3 separate regions of the Homo sapiens genome follow, and all the other regions are linked to region 1. Evidence: chromatin loops called from intact Hi-C (ENCODE). Cell type or tissue: mammary epithelial cell. All regions are shown on one strand.

Region 1 (2,500 bases):
TGAGCTTGGCCACATGGCTTCATCTCACTGTGCTTCAGTTGCCTCATTTGTAAAGCAGGGAAAATGAAGGTTTATCTATTTGGGAGTCTGTGAAGATAAAATATAAATAAAGATGAAGATAAAGTATATGTAAAAGATAAATATATATTAAGATATAAAAAGATATGGCTTAGCTTAGTTATTGTAGATTTCATAGTAAAATGTTGTTTGCTTGTTTGTAAATAAAGCTGCTGAGTGAGGATGCATTTTCAGTGGCTGCTGAGTGAGGAAGCATTTTCAGTGGCTGCTGAGTGAGGAAACATTTTCAGTGGCTGCTGAGTGAGGAAGCATTTTCAGTGGCTGCTGAGTGAGGAAGCATTTTCAGTGGCTGCTGAGTGAGGAAACATTTTCAGTGGCTGCTGAGTGAGGAAGCATTTTCAGTGGCTGCTGAGTGAGGAAGCATTTTCAGTGGCTGCTGAGCGAGGAAGCATTTTCAGTGGCTGCTGAGCGAGGAAGCATTTTCAGTGGCTGCTGAGCGAGGAAGCATTTTCAGTGGCTGCTGAGTGAGGAAGCATTTTCAGTGGCTTCCTAAGCCACCATTCCATGATACTCACCTTCAGAGCAGCCACTTCCAAACATCGGCATGTGGATTGCGTTTTCACTGGCCCATAAGAAATAAATGTAGCCATTTTTCCTAACAGTAAATGTAATCAAAGAACTTTTTCTGTTTACTTTTTTGGAGATAAAATGTCATTTCTTTTACAAAATAATGATGAGATCAGGAGGCAGTTACTTCTAATGACCTTACATGGCAAAATAAGAAAGTGGCAATTCGGTATCCATTTCTCAAAAGTTTTATCCTTTTAATTTCAGGTGAATTTTAATTCTCCAGAAATAATCATTTCATCAGATGTTTACTGAATACTTATTCAAGATGTTGTCTTAGACCTGTGGGGTACTCACAGATGAGATAGCACGTACTTTGGCAAGTTGGGTGGGCCCATGTATGGTTACAGCACAGGGAAGCCTGTCTGTGCCAGCACAGAGGCGGGAATGAAAAGATGTAGGAGTGAAACCTGTATGATGCCATCCAGTGGTGGGGGAGTGAAGTGAAGGGAAGGCTTCATGGAGAAGAAGGCAGCAAATGTGATGAATTGAGTCCTGAGTGATGAGGAGGACTACAGGGCCTGGACAGAGGAGGAGGTGGGGGTGGTATGGGGCTCAGGGGCTCACCCAGCAGGCAGGAGAGTGCTGAGGAACAGAAAACTGGCCATTGTGTTTGACATAAGCCAAAGGCCGTGAGGCGGGGGAATATGGTAGAAAGGAATATGGTAGAAAAGTCTTCCGGTAACACAGAGAAAGTCTCAGAAGAAGTAGTCAAGCAGCTGGGCCTTTGTTCCTTAGGCCCTGAGGAACCTTTGACCGTTTGGAGAAGAAGTGGCAAGGTACTAGCGGGGCTTTGGGAAGACTCACCTGGTCTGTGTGCAGCATGGGAGGGCCGGCCCAGGGAAGAGCTGTGGCAGGACCTCAGGTCCAGACGTCTGAGTGGAGGTGTGGGGCCAGGGTGGGATTAGCAAATGGCTGAGTTCATCCACCAGAACAACACAGAGCTTAGGAAATCTCATTACAGTGTTCAGTGTTGGCAGAAATCTTGAGCTATTGCAGTTCCTTTGCACTGTACAAATGGAGTGGTAAATGTAGTGGTAAAAAAAAAATTTTTTTTAACTGATTTTTTAAAATGTTATAAAAAGGTGCCTGGGTAAGGAACATCTTCATGAGTGTCTTAGACTGGCCCCACCTATTTACAAGTTAAAGCCACAAGACCTTCACGTACTTCCCTCCTTTCCCTTTGCCTTTCCCCAGAAGAGGATCTGGAGGTGGCACCGAGGGACTGCCTTGCCTGGAGGCAGCTGCCTCCTCACTGTGGGCTTCCTCGTGGGTGGCGGTTTAGATCAGAGCCCTTCGGCCTCTTGAACGTAGGAGGCTGAGATTTCAGAATTCCACTTCTCTGCGTGTGCCTTCAAGCAGATCATCATTCTCCCTGCTGCACTCAGAGACCACAGAGGTGATATTTAACGATTAGCAGCAGAGCCCGCTGACAGTGCCAGGCTCCTTTAGGGATTAGAGGATTCGGTTGGTTAACAAAAGAAGGAGCCCAGGAGAACAGTGCTTTAATTACCAGAGTTGTTACTGGAAGACAACCGGTTGCCTCCTGGAAAAAGATCTGTAGAAGGTGGCTGCTCCTGAATATCGCTGCTGGTTCTGCCCAGTGCCCGGCTTCTCACCTCAGATGTTCTGAACAGTTGTCAGATCCAGCCCTTGAATCGTTGGGGAGGGAAAGGAAAGAATGACTCGCATAGGATTCCATGCCAGGAAATGTTCCTGACTGCACTCGGCAGCAGCGTTGGAGCACTCCAGTTAGGGCAGCTCTTCAGGGGACAGCGTCGCATGCAGACTTCCTGGGACCGGCTCTCAGGGCCACAGCTCTTTCCTCATGGCCTGGGTCACTCTCTGGGCCCGG
Region 2 (2,500 bases), 350 kb before region 1:
GGGGAGCGTTGGCTGCGTTGGCTGAGGTTCGTGTGCATGTGGTCAAATGTGTGAACTTGGGTTTTGCTAGACAAAACTCTGGGCTACATGGATTAATTAATATATGCTACAAGTGGTCTTTGTTTTAGAAGTCTTTGCAGTTTGAGCTATTTAAAACTTTTTTTAAATAAGCAAATTAGAAGATTCTGTTTGGGGTGCATTCCTGTCCTTTGGGGAAGTACTGCTGACCTTTAAGAATAGTGGGTAATTGGCCGGGCTCAGTGGCTCACACCTGTAATCCCAGCACTTTGAGAGGCCGAGGCTGGCGGATCACGAGGTTAAGAGATCAAGACCATCCTGGCCAACATGGTGAAACACCGTCTCTACCAAAAATACAAAAATCAGCTGGACGTGGTGGCGCGTGCCTGTAGTCCCAGTTACTTGGGAGGCGGAGGCAGGAGAATCGCTTGAACCCGGGAGGCAGAGGTTGCAGTAAGCTGAGATTGTGCCACTGCACAACAGCCTGGCGACAGAGCGAGACGCTGTCCAAAACAAACAAACAACAAAAAAATAAAAAACAGTGGGTAATTGAAATATTGTATGTTTTAATAATGACTACTAGCCAGATGCGGTGGCTCACATCTGTAATCCCAGCCCTTTAAGAGGCTGAGGCGGGCGGATCACCTGAGGTCGGCAGTTCAAGACCAGCCTGACCAACATGGAGAAATTCTGTCTCTATGAAAAATACAAAATTAGCTGCGCATGGTGGCGCATGCCTGTAATCCCAGCTACTCACGAGGCTGAGGCAGGAGAATCGCTTGAACCCTGGAGGCGGAGGTTGTAGTGAGCCGAGATCGCGCCACTGCACTCCAGCCTGGGCTACAGAGCGAGACTCCTTTCCCCCCACCCCGCGCCCTCCAAAAAAAAGACTACTAATCCACTGAAAAAAGGTCAGTTGGCTGGGCCCAGTGGCTCATGCTGTAATCCCAGCACTTTGGGAGCCAAAGGCGGGTGGATCACCTGAGGTCAGGAGTTTGAGACCAGCCTGGCCAACATGGTGAAAACCCGTCTCTACTAAGAGTACAAAAATGAGCTGGGTGTGGTGGTGCATGGCTGTGATCCCAGCTACTCTGGAGGCTGAGGTAGGGGAATTGCTTGAACTCAGGAGGTGGAGGTTGCAGTGAGCTGAGGTCGTGCCACTGCACTCCAGCCTAGGCAATAGAGGGAGACTTCTTCTCAATAAATAAATAAATAAACGTCAGTTTACAATATTAGAATACTGAAAGCTTGAGTAATTAGAAGAGTCTTATGATTAGAATTAATTATTTCAGGCTAAAAAATATTAGAAGGAGACTCTAGAGGGCAGTATAAGTCAACATGTTCATGCTTCTCCTGGCAATGGAAAGTTAAATTTTGCTTTGGAAAAATATACCAGGTGTTCTGAACTCTTTCCCCACCACACGGTGTCCCGGTTTGGTAGAAATGTGAGTTTTGGAAAGAAGTGCTCTGATTTGGCTTACAAAGATTAGCTAATGTATCAGAATTATATGGCCCTAGGGAATATCTCTGCTTGGTTTACAATACTGTCTTAGAAAAACTGGAATTGCCTGGCCGGGCGCGTTGGCTCACGCCTGTAACCCCAGCACTTTGGGAGGCCGAGGCGGGTGGATCACGAGGTCAGGAGTTCGAGACCAGCCTGACCAACATGGTGATGAAACCCCATCTCTACTAAAAATATAAAAATTAACCGAGCGTGGTGGCGTGTGCTTGTAATCCCAGCTACTCAGGAGGCTGAGGCAGAACTGCTTGAACTCGGGAGGTGGAGCTTGCAGTGAGCCGAAATTACGCTGCTGCACTCCAGCCTGGGCGATAGAGCAAGACTCCGTCTCAAAAAAAAAAAAAAAAAAAAAAAAAGAAAAGAAAAAAGGAAAACTGGAATTCCCTTATTGACTCAACTAAATTGAGTTGAGTTTGCTTTTCAGACATTTGTGGAGCATTAAGTGAAAGGAATATATCTTTATAGCTAATATGTCTTTTGTTTTCAAATCTTGTTGGGTAGGAAGTAAATGTACCCTCTATTCAAACAAATGGGAAGAGTTTGACTTATTTTGACTTTTTTTTTAAACAACTTTTTAAAACAAAGTTAAAATTAGATGCCTCATTTGTGAATGTCTGTGTTAATGTTGAACCTTTCAGAACGTTTGCATTAAGCAAAACCCAGAGCCTATTATGCCTATCACTTTTTCTTCTAATTTTTAACCTTCTATGCATTTTCAGGGAAATCTAATCCTTATGTTATTGACTCATCTTACATATAATTCATCAAATATGGTTTGGAAAGAACTGTTTTGAAGCCTAAGAAGCTCTAGTTTGTAGAGCTTCTTAGGGTCTTAGGCTTTACAAGGCAGAAAGTGGGGATTACCAAGGGCAAACTAATGAATCTCCTATAAATTTAGATTTAATATTTTAAACTATTAATTGCAATTTTTGTTTTTTGAGACAAAATTTCACTCTGTTGCTC
Region 3 (2,500 bases), 300 kb before region 1:
AGCCAAGTATATCTGAGGCTGAATAACCATAAAGGTTATTGTTGACACCTGCAGTAGTAATTTTAAGTGACATTTTTGAAGGTATGCGCCATTCTTTGCTTTTTCATAGTTTCCTTTTTCCACTTGCAGTGAAGAAATGTGTTTGCACAGGAGTAGATAGAAAGTGATGGAATAATACTGCATTTTCTCTCGTTGCTGGAAACATCTTCCCTGTCATTAGCCAGAATTTGATAATTTGATCTCTTTAAATTAGATTTCCAGGCTGAGCATGGTGGCTCACACCTGTAGCCCAGGATTTTGGGAGGCCATGGTGTGAGGACTGCTTGAGCTCAGGAGTTTGAGACTAGCCTGGGAAACCTAGCAAGATCCCTTCTCTACAGAAATTAAGGAAACTTAGCCAGGTGTGGTGATACGTACCTGTAGTCCCAGCTACTCTGGAGGTAAAGGTGGGAGGATTGCTTGAGCCTAGGACATGGAGGCTGCAGTGAGCCATGATCATGCCTTGGCATCGCAGCCTGGGTGACAGAGGGAGACGCTGACTCAAAAAAACAAACAAAAAATATATTTCCGGAGTGAGATTATTCTTTTTTTCTTTTTAAAAATTATTATTTATTTTTTGTGGAGATATGGGAGCTTGCTATGTTGCCCACGCTGGTCTCAAACTCCTGGCCTGTAGTGATGATCCTCCTGCCTCAGCCTCCCAAAGTGCTAGATAGAATTTTAGGGATGAGCCACCACGCCCGGCTGAGATGTTTTTTCTAAATCTAGCAGCTTTCCCCTTTCTCTTACAGATGTAATCATATATTTCTCATGATAATGCTCACAGATTTTGGATCCAGTTTTACCTTTTCATATCACTTACTTTAAAACAGTGTGCCTTCCTGAGACATATAAATGTTGCTCTATTTGAATTATTTCGGATTCAAATTGTGGTACCAGCTAAATATCACTAGCGAACCCATTAAATTTCATTTTTTCTAGAGTTGAACTTTGTTTTAAATTCATATAATTAGTCACTACATGTTTTCTTTTTCTCTTTTCACATGGACATTAAAAATTTTAATTTAGGCCCTCAGAAATGTTAACAAAGCTAATTTTTAAATCTGACAACTCTTTTTAGAATTAATTTACAAGGCAAGAATCTTTCAAATAGTTTTTCCTTCCTTAATTCGTTAGCCCAGAAGGACCTGGCAAAAGTCATTTGGACAGCTGGTGTATTTCCCTGTGAAACAGCAGGGGGAGGTGTTTCCATCCTATGTGTCTTCTAGCGTGGAAATCAGCCAGGAAGGACTTCAGCGGTTTGGATTTTATTAAATGCAGTATTTGGTAACATCATTAATACAGAAGTTGTCCATAGGCACCCGTTTCCTATGTAGACGGCTTCTCTGTGAATAAAAAAGTGTATTCTTTTCAGAGCATCGTCATGTAGTCTTTCCATCATTCTACCATTTCAACTTCATTGGCAGTTTACAGAACGTTTTTGGCCTGTCCATAATATTCATTGCAAAGCATTCTTTGCCATCTTGAATATTTCATCCCTAGTAGTTTGTTTTGATACCATCCAGCCCCATGGTTATTAGTACTTGTGCACTGAGGACTCCTAGATTTAGGTCTAGCCCAGAGCTTTCTGACCACTCAACACATACATCTTAATACATTCCAACAGAATTCCCAGTTTTTGTTCTCTTTGCATGTCAGTAAATGACTGTAGTTGCTTGGATTTAAACCTTATTGTCTTCCTTGGCCTCCTTTTTTCTCACACCACGTGCGCTCTGTTAGCCACTTCTGAGGGCTAGAATCTGACCACTGCTTAACACCTTCACTGCTACGACCTTGCCTGAGTTGTTTCCTAAGGAGCCAGAGGGAGTCTGTTAAAATGTACCTCGGATTGTTACTTCTCTATGCAAAACTCCACCATGGCTTTTCCCTTATTTGAGTAAGTACTGAGCTATCTCTCCATCTCCAATTCTTCTTGCGCTCACTGCTTCAGCCACCATGTCCCTTTGCTGTTGCCTGGACATGCCAGGCATGCTTCTGCCTGAGTCAGAACTTTGTGCTTGCTTTTCTCTCTGCCCAGAATGCTTTCCCCCACTTTAACCATGTAACTTGCACCTTGCTTCGTTTAGGTCCAGTGATCCCTTGCCAGTGATTACCTTAAATTGATGACCTCTCCATGGCCATTGCCCAGCTTTATTTTTTTTCTATAGCACATCTTATGGCCAACTTACAGACTGTGTCTGTAGTAATCTACTTGTTTGTTTATTGTCTGCTCTCTCCCCCACTAGATTGTAATCTCTCTGAGGTTAGAGATTGTGTGTGTTCTGGACATAGCTCCTAGGCCACCTAGTATGAACTCAGTAAACATTTGCTGAAATAATGGGGGAACTGACAGAATCTCCTCTGGAGATTGATGTTTATTTGATGATCAGTGTTATAACTACATTTAAGTGTTATGTTCTAGGTCCTGGGACTTCTCCTGCCCTCCCTGGTTAGTTACTAG

What was found. A loop is a pair of places that touch in the nucleus more often than their neighbours do. Peaks named below come from ENCODE experiments on the same cell type or tissue, not always from the same donor. Only the 100,000 strongest peaks of a DNase experiment are listed, where the experiment ranks them.
Region 2: a loop joins it to region 1, with 4 times the contacts of the local background. A loop is called at or near these places in 9 of 110 quality-filtered maps.
Region 3: it touches region 1 in a loop (8-fold over the local background); 4 of 110 quality-filtered maps call a loop at or near these places.

The regions. Positions count from the first base shown.
Region 1 is chr1:8,373,564-8,376,063 of GRCh38, reverse strand. The region is part of intron 12 of RERE (arginine-glutamic acid dipeptide repeats); the gene reads left to right. Among named protein-coding and RNA genes, the nearest start is that of RERE-AS1, 50 kb to the left of the region's middle. RefSeq lists an enhancer at 1,701-2,393 and a silencer at 2,261-2,500. In mammary epithelial cell, a CTCF peak has its summit at 1,075 (motif pointing left); a DNase peak (open chromatin) is centred at 2,333; H3K27ac peaks cover 740 bases.
Region 2 is chr1:8,725,541-8,728,040 of GRCh38, reverse strand. All of the region lies in intron 1 of RERE (arginine-glutamic acid dipeptide repeats), which reads left to right. Among named protein-coding and RNA genes, the nearest start is that of RERE, 91 kb to the left of the region's middle. In mammary epithelial cell, a CTCF peak has its summit at 1,364 (motif pointing right); a DNase peak (open chromatin) is centred at 1,440.
Region 3 is chr1:8,670,234-8,672,733 of GRCh38, reverse strand. All of the region lies in intron 1 of RERE (arginine-glutamic acid dipeptide repeats), which reads left to right. Among named protein-coding and RNA genes, the nearest start is that of RERE, 150 kb to the left of the region's middle. In mammary epithelial cell, a CTCF peak has its summit at 1,230 (motif pointing right); no DNase peak of the experiment used is centred here.